2 separate regions of the Homo sapiens genome follow, and region 2 is linked to region 1. The links are chromatin contacts, found by Hi-C in ENCODE. All regions are on one chromosome and are shown on one strand. Each heading gives the region's core, a stretch centred on a gene start or an enhancer-like site at or near the end of the contact. The rest is flanking DNA. Distances are from core to core; before and after follow the strand shown. Region 1 overlaps SCNN1B (sodium channel epithelial 1 subunit beta). Region 2 overlaps DCTN5 (dynactin subunit 5).

Region 1 (6,833 bases), core at 2,237-4,736:
GAGCAGGGCTGGTGTCTGCTGTCCATCCCAGGCAGGGCCATCAAGTCCCATAGGACAAGACAGCACACAGAGCCTGGACCCTGGGAAAGGCAGGGGTATTAGGAGGCTTGGACAGGCCTTCAGGCAAACCCTTGCTCTCTGCTCTCCAGCAGAGTGACCTTGGGCAGCTGTCTATGCTGCAGAGGCAATGACCCCCCGGAGCATTGACTCAAGGATTAAATGAGATGATGGCTTAAAGTGCCATGACAGTTCCTGGCACGTTAGGTACTCCGCGGACGGTGGCTGCTATCATCAGCGTAATAATAGATATTGGACAGACGCAGTGCCTAACACTTGTAATCCCAGCGCTTTGGGAGTCCGAAGCAAGAGAATCGCTTGAGTCCAGGAGTTTGAGATCACCCTAGACAACATGGCAAAACCCTGCCTCTACAGAAAAAATACAATAATTAGCTGGGCATGGTGGTGTGCACCTATAGTCCCAGCTACTCAGGAAGCTAAGGTGGAAGGATCGCTTGAGCCCGGGAGGCAAACGTTGCAGTGAGCTAAGATAGCACCACTGTACTCTGGCCTGGGTGACAGAGTGAGACCCTGTCTCAAATAATAATAATAGATATTAATTATGATGATTTAGTTATGTAAACTGCCCCGACACAAACTCTCTCCCATTCCCTTGGAGCCTTCCAGATACAACAGTTTTTGTTTGTTTGTTTGTTTTATGCCTGAAAAGAACCTATTTGGCTGCAACTGTATTCATTCCCGTATTAAGCCCACATTTAAGTGCCTACAGTGCCAGCCATTGATCTAGGTCAGCACTATCCAACATACATACAACACAAGCCACAGATCGGAATGGCATAAGCAATTTAAAATTTTTTTCATTTTCTCTTTTGAGACAAGGTCTCACTCTATCACCTAGGCTAGAGTGCAGTGACATGATCACGGGTCACTGCAGCCTCGACCTCCCGGGTTCCAGCGATCCTTCCACCTCAGCTCCCGAGTAGCTGGGACTATAGGTGCACACCACCATGCTTGGCTAATTTTTTTTTTTAATTTATATGTTTTGTAGGGACAGGGTCTTGCTATGTTGCCCAGACTAATCTTGAATTCCTGGCCTCAAGTGATCCTCCTGCCTGGGCCTCCCAAAGTGCTGGCATTACAGGCGTGAGCCACTATGCCCAGTCCAGCAATGTAAAATTGTCATAGCCACATTTTAAAAAGTAAAAATAAACAGATCAAACTAATTTTATTAATATATTTCATTGAACCCATATATCCAAAATATTACTTCAACATATAATCAATATTAAAGATGATTTGTGAGTTTTTAAATGCTCAATATGTCTTTTAAAATACTTAATTGTGGAAAATACATGTGTATAGCAAAATTTACACTGTGATCATTTTTACGTGTGCAGTTCAGTGGTCTTAACTCCATCCACATTATTGGTCCTCAGAAAATATTCTGAGGGCTGGGCACGGTGGCTCACGCCTGTAATCTGTAACCCAGCACTTTGGGAGGCCGAGGTGGGCAGATCACCTGAGGTCAGGGTTTCGAGACCAGCCTGGCCAACATGGTGAAATCCCATCTCTACTAAAAATACAAAAAAAAAAAAAATTAGCTCGGCATCACCATGGGCGCATGCCTGTAATCCCAGCTACTTGGGAGGCTGAGACAGAAGAACCACTTGAACCTGGGAGGCAGAGGTTGCAGTGAGCTGAGATCACAGCACTGCACTCCAGCCTGGGTGACAGGAGTGAAACTCCATCTCAATAAAAAAAAAAAAACTGGGGCTACGGAGGAGGGAGGATGACCTCCATTCACAGAGGACTTCTTGGAGGAGGTGGCACTGGAGCTGCACCTAGAAAAAGGTAGAGGATTTGTGGGTAGAGGTAAAGGTTTTGCACTCCAGGACTGAATAACAGCATGAGTGAAAGTGTGGTGGTGGGAATTCCCAGGGTACCCAAGGGCTCCAGCATGTGGTTGCATGGGTATATGCAAATAAGAAGCCTCTCATAGGCACTGATCTCTCTCCATGCCAGACACTGTGCTAGGTGCTTCATATTTACAATTTAATCTTCACATCAACTCAATGAACTCAGTACTATTTTCCCCTCATTTTACAGATGGGGAAACCAGGGCACAGAGAGGGTGAGTAAATTCCACAAGGTCACACAGTGAGTAAGTGACCCAACTGGGGTTTGAACCCAACTTCTTAACCACTACCCCATTGTAAAGGAAAGTGCAAGGAATTAAAGGAGACATCTAGGCTGGGACCAGGTTGCAAGGTGTCTTAGAAGCCAGCTAAGGGTTGAGGGGCCTTTATTCTATAGACACCAGTAGCCCTTGAAAGTTTCTGACAGGAGCATGACATAGACAGCTAAGCCTCAGGGAAGTGCAGGCCAAAGACTGAATCTTTCATTTACCAAGCTGGGAAATTCCCCTTCCAGCATCAGTCCTTTCTAAGGCAATTAAGTATCTAAACTCAGCAACCACCTACACATTTCATCCTTCTTTCTCCCTAATGAATTACAGTAGCCAACCTTCATTCAACAGGATGCTGAGAGCTTTATATGCATTTTAACCCTCACTGAAAACCAAACAAAAACGCAAGGAGGGAGGTACTATTGCTGGCCTCATTTGCAAATGAGACAACTGAGGCTCAGAGAGGTGATGCGATTTTGCCAAGATCACACAGCCACCCAGCCAGTAAGAGATGGGATGAAGATGCCACCCAAGTCTGTCTAACTCAAAAGCTCACTTTTTTTTTTTTTTTTTGAGACAGGGTCTTGCTCTGTTGTCCAGGGTGGAGTGCAGCGGTACAGTCATAGATCACTGCAGCCTGGAACTCCTGGGATCCAGCGAACCTCTCACCTCAGCCTCCCAAGTAGCTGGGACCACAGGCATGCACCACTTCACCCAACTAATTTCTTTTGTTTTTTGTTGTTGTTGCTTTTAGAGATGGTGGTCTCACTATATTGCCCAGGCTGGTCTGGAACTCCTGGCTTCAAGCAATCCTCCCACATCAGCCTCTCAAAGTGCTGGAATTACAGGCCTGAGCCACTGGCCCCTGGCACATTTTTAATAATAATAGGATCATTCCTGTTTCTCAAAGTGAAACAGAGAAAAAGAAACTATAGCTTGTCCTCCTACATAAGCCTCCAAACATTATCAGGTTGACCTTATTTTTCTGACTCTATTCTGGAATACCGCATTTTATTCCCAATGGAACAACCACCTCCCTTCTCCACCTCTACCCATCCTACCCCACCCCACACACACACGCCCCTGGCATCTTTCAAGGCTTGGCAGAAACTACCCTCTCCAAGTTGCCTCCAGCATTGGCAGGGAGGGAGCAGATGAAACTGACCACACTCTTCCCTGCTGGCTGTCAACACACACCACCCATCCTGGGCAAGTGGCCACTTCCATTTCTGGGGATGGGCTTAGGTGCTCACCATTGGCACCCCCCCAAGTCCTCTTTGTCCATTGGGACACAATGACATGGCTCCTGGCATGGGGCCTGGTGGGCAGGGTGTTTTCCTGTGTAATTGTACTCATACAGGGTAAAGCCCGGTGCAGCTGAGTGCTCTGGCAATAAGGAAAGCAAACACAGCAATAAGACTCTGTCAACAAGGGTATGGGAGAAAGGAGCCATCCAGGAAATGCAAGCTCTGGTGCAGCCACCTCCTCTGAAATCCCTCTTTGGTTCACTCCATCCCCAGCAGGACAGGTCCAGAAATTATGAAAAGAGTTGTCAGGCTGCTAGAGACCCAAGGCAGATTTTTCTAGTTGATTGAACGCTCTCCCTTTTGGTTGCTTTTATGTATTTTTCTTTTTTCTTTTTCTTTTTTTTGAGTCTGGAGTCTCACTTTGTCGCCCTGGCTGGAGTACGGTGGTGCGATCTCAGCTCATTGCAACCTCCGCCTCCCAGGTTCAAGTGACTCTCCTGCCTCAGCCTCCCGAGTTTTTGGGATTACCTTCCTGCACCACCATGCCCAGCTAATTTTTGCATTTTCAGTAGAGACGGGATTTCACCATGTTGGCCAGGCTGGTCTCAAACCTTTGACCTCAAGTGATCTGCTCACTTCAGCCTCCCAAAGTGCTGGGATTACAGGTATGAGCCACCGTGCCCAGCCTCTTTTTTGAATTTTTTTTTAAACTATAAAAGTAATACAATTTTGGAAAACAGGTACAAATATCAGAATGCAAGTTGAAATGCGCATCCGATCTTAACTTCTTATACAAACCCCTGTTCTGCCAAATAGTAGAAACTTAATTCCAACCCATCCAGCATCTCCCCAGATCCTTACACCAGGGTTGTACCTAAATTCAAGGAAGGAGGCTGGACATGGAGGCTCACATCTGTAATCTCAACACTTTGAGAGGTCGAGGCGGAAGGATTTCTTTAGACCATGAGTTTGAGACCAGCCTGGGCAACATAGTGAGACCCTGTCTCTAATAAATAAATAAATAAATAAATAAATAAATAAATATAAATAAAAGCCACACAGCTGTAGTCTCAGCTACTTAGCTACTCGGGAGACTGAGGTGGGAATATCTCTTGAGCCAGGGAGTTTGAGGCTGCAGTGAGCTATGATTGCACCACTGCACTCCAGCCTGGGCAACAGAGCAAGACCTTGTCTCTAAAATAAACAAAACAAAAAAATTCTTGGAAGCTTAACTTTTTTTTTTAAGTCTGTATTTCCTGCTTCCCTACAACTATCTTTGCCTAACAATAGATTTTTTCATATACTTAGAATCCTGGTTTTTTTCAAGCAGCATTCTATTATAAGCTTTTTTCCATTTTGCTATTAAAAATTATCTTCTCATTTATTACTTTTATGATGCAAGCAATATATGTTCATTGTAGGAAAGTTACAAAGCACAGATAAACTAAAACAATTTCTTAAAAATAACTCAAGATCCTGCTACCCAGAGATAATCATTATAAACGTTCTGGTTAATGCCATCTGTGTTATTTTTCCTATGCACATAGATGCATATAAACCCACATGGTTTTTTTGTTTTTTGTTTTGTTTCTTTGTTTGTTTTGAGACAGAGTCTCACTCTGTCACCCAGGCTGGAGTGCTGTGGTGTGATTTCGGCTCACTGCAAACTCTGCCTCCCAGGGTCAAGCAATTCTCCTGCCTTAGCCTCCCGAGTAGCTGGGATTATAGGTGTGCGCCACCATGCCCAGCTAATTTTTTTTGTATTTTTAGTAGAGACAGGGTTTCATCATGTTGGCCAGCCTGGTTTCAAACTCCTGGCCTCAAGTGATCCACCTGCCTCAGCCTCCCAAAGTGCTAGGATTACAGGTGTGAGCCACCACACTCAGTCATTATTTTTTATTTTTACAAATTTATGGGGAACAAATGCAGTTTTGCTACATGGATATACTGCCTAGTGGTGACGTCTGGGTTTTCAGTGTAACAGTGTACAGCGTACCCATTAGGTAATTCCTCATTCCTAACCCCTCTCCTACTCTCTCAAGTCTCCAGTGATTATTATGTTCTTTTATTGCTATTGCCCAGGCTGGAGTGCAGTGGTGCAATCATAGCTCACCACAGCCTCAAACTCCCAGACTCAAGCAATCTTCCCGCCTCAGCCTTCCAAGAAGCTGGGACTACAGGCATGCATCACTATGCTCAGCTAACGTTTTTATTTTTTGTAGAGGTGGGATCTCGCTATATTGCCCTGGATGGTCTCAAACTCCTGGCCTCAAGTGATCCTCCCACCTTGACCTCTCAAAGTGCTGGGATTACAGACAGGAGCCACCATGCCTGGCCTAACATAGTTTTTTTAAAAAAACAAAAATAATTGGCTGGGAATGGTGGCTCACGCCTGTAATCCCAGCACTTTGGGAGGCCAAGACAGGCAGATCACCTGAGGCCAGGAGTTCAAGATCAGCCTGGCCAACATGGTGAAACCTCCATCTCTACTAAGAATACAAAAATTAGCCAGGCATGGTGGTGCACGCCTGTAATCCCAGCTACTCAGGAGGCTGAAGCAGAGAGAATCACTTGAACCCAGGAGGTGGAGGTTGCAGTGAGCCAAGATTGCGCCATTGCACTCCAGCCTGGGAGGCAGAGCAAGACTCCATCTCAAAAATGATAATAATAATAATAATAACTAACCATTTTTCTTAATGGCTCCCCAATACCTCATTGTGTGCCTGTATCGTAGTTTGTGGAACCCTTCTGCTCTTGCATGTTTAAGGTTTCTTGCCATGAGTGTCTGTATCCATACAGAGAAGCTGGGCAGAGAGGATTTAGCCATCGCAAAATGTGGTCACCTCTCAAACCAAAATGTGGTGCTTGGCTAGCAGGTGAACAAGAAAATGACAAACCAGGAGCCCTTCTGGCCTCATGACAAGATGGGTCCTCCAAAGGCCAGATGTACACTTGTTTTTCCTTGAAAAGGACATTCACAAAGAAAAGAATAAACAGGAAGGTTTTCCTCACAGCTATGACCACATCTTCTGTCTTAGAGTTTGGGGTCTTCCGGATCAGTTGGCAAGACATGTGTCAGGCTGCTGGGATGGAGGCCTATATCATCCTAGAGCCAGCAGTGGAGAAACCCACAGAACAAGTCTTGTAAGGAAGCCGCCAAGCATGGCAGCTGGGGCCGAGGGGTCAGTAGGGCCAGTTGTCTTTAAGTCACAAGTGGGAAGGTGTTTTATCTAATCTGGTGAGTTTACAAGACAAGAAAGGATCTTTGCTGAATCTGTCACCCCACGCAGAGTGGCATGTGCAGATGGCTTTTAGATAGTGCACAGACAATTGCTTTTCATCTCATTAGTAATTATTTATGTTGAGGGGTATTAGAAAACATA
Region 2 (5,512 bases), core at 48-2,547, 350 kb after region 1:
CAGGCTGCATCCCAGGACTCCAAACAGGGATCTGTCTCTTTGGCTCTCAGCTCTGCTTTCATTTGAGTTGGCTTTATTCTTGGGCTTCACAGTGTGGCCCCACAGCACCAGTTATTGATAAAAAGAGCTCCCCTTTGCTGACAGAACTGCTGGATTTGGTTCTCATTGGTCCAGACGAGGAAGGTATCCAGCCTCAAGTCATCATTGTGGCCAGGAAGATGGAATACACCAAATGGACAGGCCTGGCATGTACCCACAGAGACTGAGAGTTGGTGCTGGTGGTTGTGGTGGCAGATGATATTACCTGAAGAAGGGACGAATGGGTGCTGGGCAGGACAAAGCATCAGCTGTCCAGTTCAGGCCTCTCCTCTTTCCCTGGTGTCTTCATTTTCCTCCGTCTCCCTGCTGTCCCTTACCCTCTGCCCAATCTCTCATTACTCCTGGTCTTGGGAGTTGCCTTCTGAGGATACTCCACTGGGGGTACCTGAGCCTGGATTAGAGGGCAGGGGGAGGATATTGCCTAGCCAAAGTGGGTGTTCAATAAAGAACCATTTGGAGATGGTCTTCTGTCTGGAACTGCTTCCTTTTTGTTTTATTATTTTTCCCCAGATGAGCTGACTGGGCCATGGAACTGCATCCTTATGGTTCCCATAGCACCTTACCGAGGCGCCCTTATCAATAGAGTTTTAGTTATGTACCTGTGTTCTTGTCTGAACCCCTACTAACTGTGAGCTCCTGAGGAGTCAGGCCTGAGTCTGTGGGTCATCTAGCACATCCTTAATAGAATGATTGCCTGGATGTGACCACCCTCACCCCCAACCCTCACACACCCTGCCAGCATGCCTCAGACCTTACCCCAGCTCAAGATAAGTCTCAGATTGCAGGATACCTGCTGCAGGGAACAAAGGTGAATGATTGTCTTGTGAGCCTCCTGTTGACTGATTCTGTTTTACATGGCTGCACAGAGCCCTTGTGGTTATTTGGGGTTGGGGTGGTGGCTTCTGTATTAGTCACTTCTGCATGAACCATTTCACTCAGGATCTGAGGCCACAGTTCCTTTCTTAGTCACTGATACATCTGGCAGACTTGAAATTAATCAGACAAACATTGTTCATAGTTAACATATCCTTGGAAGTTTCTCAGCTATAAGGAAGAGGTCTTGGTGGCTAGGGAGGCCTTTCTCTGTATCCTGTTCTATCCAGTGAGAGCCTAGAGGGTGCTGCCCAGCCATATTCTGGCTAGCCTCAGCGGTTCTCCTGAAAAAAAATTGGCATCTGACAACCTGGATGGTGACTATAGGTAGTCAAATCCAGCTGGCTGGTCTCCTGGGGGTTAGCTTCCATGGAGCTGCAAGTCCCCTGAAATGATACTGGCAGTGTTGGGACAGCGTGTCCGAAGGCCTGGTTTTTTCAGAACTGGTCTCAGCAAAATGTCTCGCCAACTTCTACAGTTCCCATAAGTACATGATAACTGAAACACTTCTAGAGCCCCCCAGCAATGGGCTTGTGCTTTTAGTAGAATATGTGCTTGCTTCCATTTAGGGGTAAGAAGGTGGGCCCCTCACCATATGCTGCACAGAGAAGAGAGACACCATCACTCATTTATTCATTTAACAAGTGCTTTCCAAGCCACTACTAGGTGCCAAGCACTTCCTAGGTCCTGGGGATACAGTGGAGACTAAGATGGAGCCAGTTCTTTCTCATAGGGATCTCACAGCTTAGTGAGTGAGAAAGCCAAAGAGTCAAAATACAGAGAGGGTCTGAGGGGCCCATTTTGAGAGCCATCATAGTGGTGAGGAGTGTGAGTGCTAGAGTCAGGCTGATCAAATCCCAGCCTGCCATTGGCTAGCCTTGTGACTTTGAGCAAGTTATCTTACTTCGTGGAACCTCAGGTTTCTCATCCATAAAATGGGGAAGTTGGATAGGGTATTATGATGATTGAAATGCATTTATACATGTAAAGCATAAGTACTGGCTCAGGGTGAGCACTCAATAAACGGCAGTTTATTAGGCACTTTTATTAGGAAGTGATACACCTTGAGCAAAACCCCTTAGAGTATAAGGCATAGCATTCTTACATATTTTTAAAATTTAAAATAAAATTTAAAACATCTTGCCCTTTATAATCAGTCCGCCACAAACAAGAGATGGAGAAATCACCCTTCCTTGTTTTGTATCTATGGGGTGCAAACATTTAATCCTCCCAACTGTCAAAAAAGTGAGAGTTTCACAGCCTGTTTTACAGCAGAGGAAACTGATATTCAGAGAGGTTAAGTAAATTTGCCCAATGCCACACATCTAATAAATGGCTGAGCTGGAATCAAGGCCAGCTCTTACTTGGCTGCAAAATCCATGTTTTATGCAGCTCCTCCACTATCTTGGCCTCCAAGGCAGCTGGCTTTGAACACTACCCTTGCAGCCCAGTCAGCCAATCCCTTGCTCTCCTGAAGCTTTTGCTGGTGGGCCAGCCCCACCTGCTTTCCTTGTGCACTCTGACTTGGACCCTGAAGTGAGAAGAGTTGGCACAGGACATCTTACTTCCCTGAAAACAGTACCTGGACTTTTCTGTATCTTCACATCCATTGGGCATTGGGCAAATGGGTCATGCAGATGAAAACCATCCAAGATAAGAGACATGGGAGTGAAATTCACACCCACTCTGGCTTTCATACCATGGGTCTGAACATTAGCCCATGGTGTTTCTTGGCCATACTGACCTGTGCCATTTCAGCTGCATTCATCTCAGTTGGTGTTGTCTGCTGGCTGCTCTTTCTGATTTCCCACAGGAGCAGTAAGAACCTGAGGAAGAGTAGGGTCAGAGGAGTCTGGGAGAATGAGGAAATATGAGAGCCCCAGGAACTGAAAAGGCCTGTGAGAGACTCTGAGCTTCCTGGGAACAGGTATAGGTTCTTTTTATTTCAATAATAACAGAAACAACTGTCAAAACCATGTGCCTGTACTATTTGGAGTGCTGTCCTTGCAGAATCTCATTATAAGAACCTTAGGAAATAGGCACATCATCTCCTGGATAGAATCCTAGGAAATGGGCACTATAATGGGCACTTTATCCCATTTTATAAACATGGAAATTGAGGCACAGAGAGATTAAGTACTTTCCCAAGGTCATACAGCTAGTGATGGAGGAGCTAGCATTTGAACCCGGAGTTTTTAGTCTATTGAGTTTAACCGACAGATCATACTGTGTTTTGGTAGGGAGGGAGGGAGGAAGCAAGCAAGTGAACAAATGAGTCTGGGATTTAGGACTTGCCAGACAAACAAGGCCCAAGAGGCAAGTGTGCAGGTGGGTGTAGTTGGGAGTCAGCAGAGTTGGGTTGGAATTCAAGCTTTGCCACCTGCTGGCTATAAACCTTGGTTGGGTAAGTAACCCAAGGTAAATGAGATCATCTCTGTAAAACTCTTAGCCTTGTGCCTGGCACATAGTAAATGCTTAATAAGGGTTCACTGTTAGTATTACTGTTACTGATAACATACAAATAGATTGTATTAATGGACCATAATTGCAACTGTATAAAACAAATTCCATGTTTGGCCAGGCGCAGTGGCTCAAGCCTGTAATCCCATCACTTCGGGAGGCCGAGGTGGGCAGATCACGAGGTCAGGAGATCAAGACCATCCTGGCTAACACAGTGAAACCCCATCTCTACTAAAAATACAAAAAAATTAGCCAGGCATGGTGGCGGGTGCCTGTATTCCCAGCTACTTGGGAGGCTGAGGCAGGAGAATGGCGCGAACCCAGGGGGCGGAGCTTGCAGTGAGCTGTAATTGTGCCACTGCACTCCAGCCTGGGCGACAGAGCGAGACTCCGTCTCAAAAAAAAAAAAAAAAACCACAACAACAACAACAAAAATTCCATGTTGACAAGGATGGGAATATGAGAACATGGAAACAGCTATGAAAAGACATAAGAGAATTAGGAGGATTTTCTTTAATATATCATTTTTTAAAAAAAAACTTGCTTGTATTTGTTTATTTTTTAAATAGAGACAGGGTTTTACCATGTTGCCCAGACTAGTCTTGAACTCCTGGGCTCAAGCGATCTTGGCCTCCCTAAGTGCTGGGATTACAGTCATGAGCCACTGTGCCCCGCCATTTTTTAATAAACCTTTCTAATGGAACAAGTAAAACACATGCAGTGGATGCTCAGCAGGCCTTGAGTGTGTGAATGAAAAATATTTGAACTTGTTTTTACTGGTTGATTTCATTGCTTAAAAAACATACCTTAGCTGGACGCAGTGGCGTGCGCCTGTAGTCCCAGCTACTCATCTCTTAAAAAAAAAGTTTTATGCTTGTTAATTTCATAAATGCTAGAGGGATCACCCTAATCAAATAAAGCTACTCAAAAATAAAATATGAAAGGTGTTAGTGGGATACAGCTTTCTAGTTTTTTGCCACTAGTGGATAGGTTGGAATTTAAATTCTTCGGATATTGGAACCAGAACAGGCTGTAACTGATTATTTTTGCTGTGATTCGTGCTTACTGGAGCCTCGGGAAAGAGGGAGACAACATGTAAAGAGAAGCAATCTGTTTGGAAAATGAAAATACAGTTAAATTGCTAATGAACCCTTGTCAAAATCAAATGTCTCCCCTTAGAGGCTGATGATTGTCTAGTCTAATATGCATTTTTTTTGAGTGGGTCAATTGGACTCTAAGACCAACAAGATAAAAAGGCAGCCTTGCATGTCACTTGGACCACAGCTGTCTGGCCATGCAGCATGCCTTCACTGCTGCTGAAGAAAAGCAGCTGCTTGTTGAGAATCTCAAATTCTCAGATCCTAATTGCCTGGCCCTGACTCTAAGCTGAAACCTGCTACTGTCTGCCTTGAGCTGTTTTAGCCTCAACACGAGCTATGCTGAACTGAAAGCAGGCACAGGCTCAATGACCAGGACTCAGACGTTGGGGCCGTTGGAGATTAAGGACCCCCTCCGTGGAGCGCTAAACTATGAAAACGTCCTGGAACCTGGCTGAAAAGGGCTTATTCTCTAATGGGACCATCTAAGATCAAGCTGCTGATAGGCTCTTTGTCTCTAATACAGAGGCTAATTGCATTCCTAACTTCTAATATTTGCCAAACGCTCCAAGCTGGGGAAGGGCACATCGCAAGGACTATGACCTCTCCTCCTGCTTTTGACAGACCAGACTCAAACCTTCTCTGGGGCTTCTCTCACTGCTGTTGACTTGTTGCATTCAGCTTTTGGGATTAGTTGCAGCTTGCAACAGTGGACTGACAGCCTGACTCTACTTCCCTCACTTTTCTCCCAGCACACACAGCTTAGTAAGGTAGGTGGATTATTAAAACGTAGCTGTCCCCAGAAAGGTATTAGGCTTTTCTAGTCTGCTCATTGAATAATCAGGACAAAAGGGGTAGAAGATTATGTAAACACATTTTGAAATTTTTAAAAATTCAGGGTTTCATCCTTTATTAGTTTGCTAAGGATACCATAACAAAGTACCACAAACTGAGTGACTTACACAATAGAAACTTATTTTCCT

What was found. Hi-C counts contacts between places; a loop is a spot of excess contacts on that map. Pooled maps may share reads with other maps.
Region 2: a loop to region 1 is called in a pooled map, with 4 times the contacts of the local background. The contact joins two enhancer-like sites. A Hi-C loop is called at or near these places in 3 of 37 single-sample maps with no recorded cell type and 3 of 50 pooled maps.

Annotation. Positions count from the first base shown.
Region 1 is chr16:23,321,430-23,328,262 of GRCh38, forward strand. All of the region lies in intron 1 of SCNN1B (sodium channel epithelial 1 subunit beta), which reads left to right. Among named protein-coding and RNA genes, the nearest start is that of SCNN1B, 23 kb to the left of the region's middle. Within about 2 kb of position 3,487, at least 11 of the 41 ENCODE cell types and tissues checked have a DNase peak (open chromatin) inside an H3K27ac peak, as active enhancers do.
Region 2 is chr16:23,669,299-23,674,810 of GRCh38, forward strand. It overlaps DCTN5 (dynactin subunit 5), which reads left to right. Exons shown (of 6, transcript NM_032486.4): 6 at 1-5,512. Among named protein-coding and RNA genes, the nearest start is that of PLK1, 6.8 kb to the right of the region's middle. RefSeq lists an enhancer at 1,116-1,345. Within about 2 kb of position 1,298, at least 3 of the 41 ENCODE cell types and tissues checked have a DNase peak (open chromatin) inside an H3K27ac peak, as active enhancers do.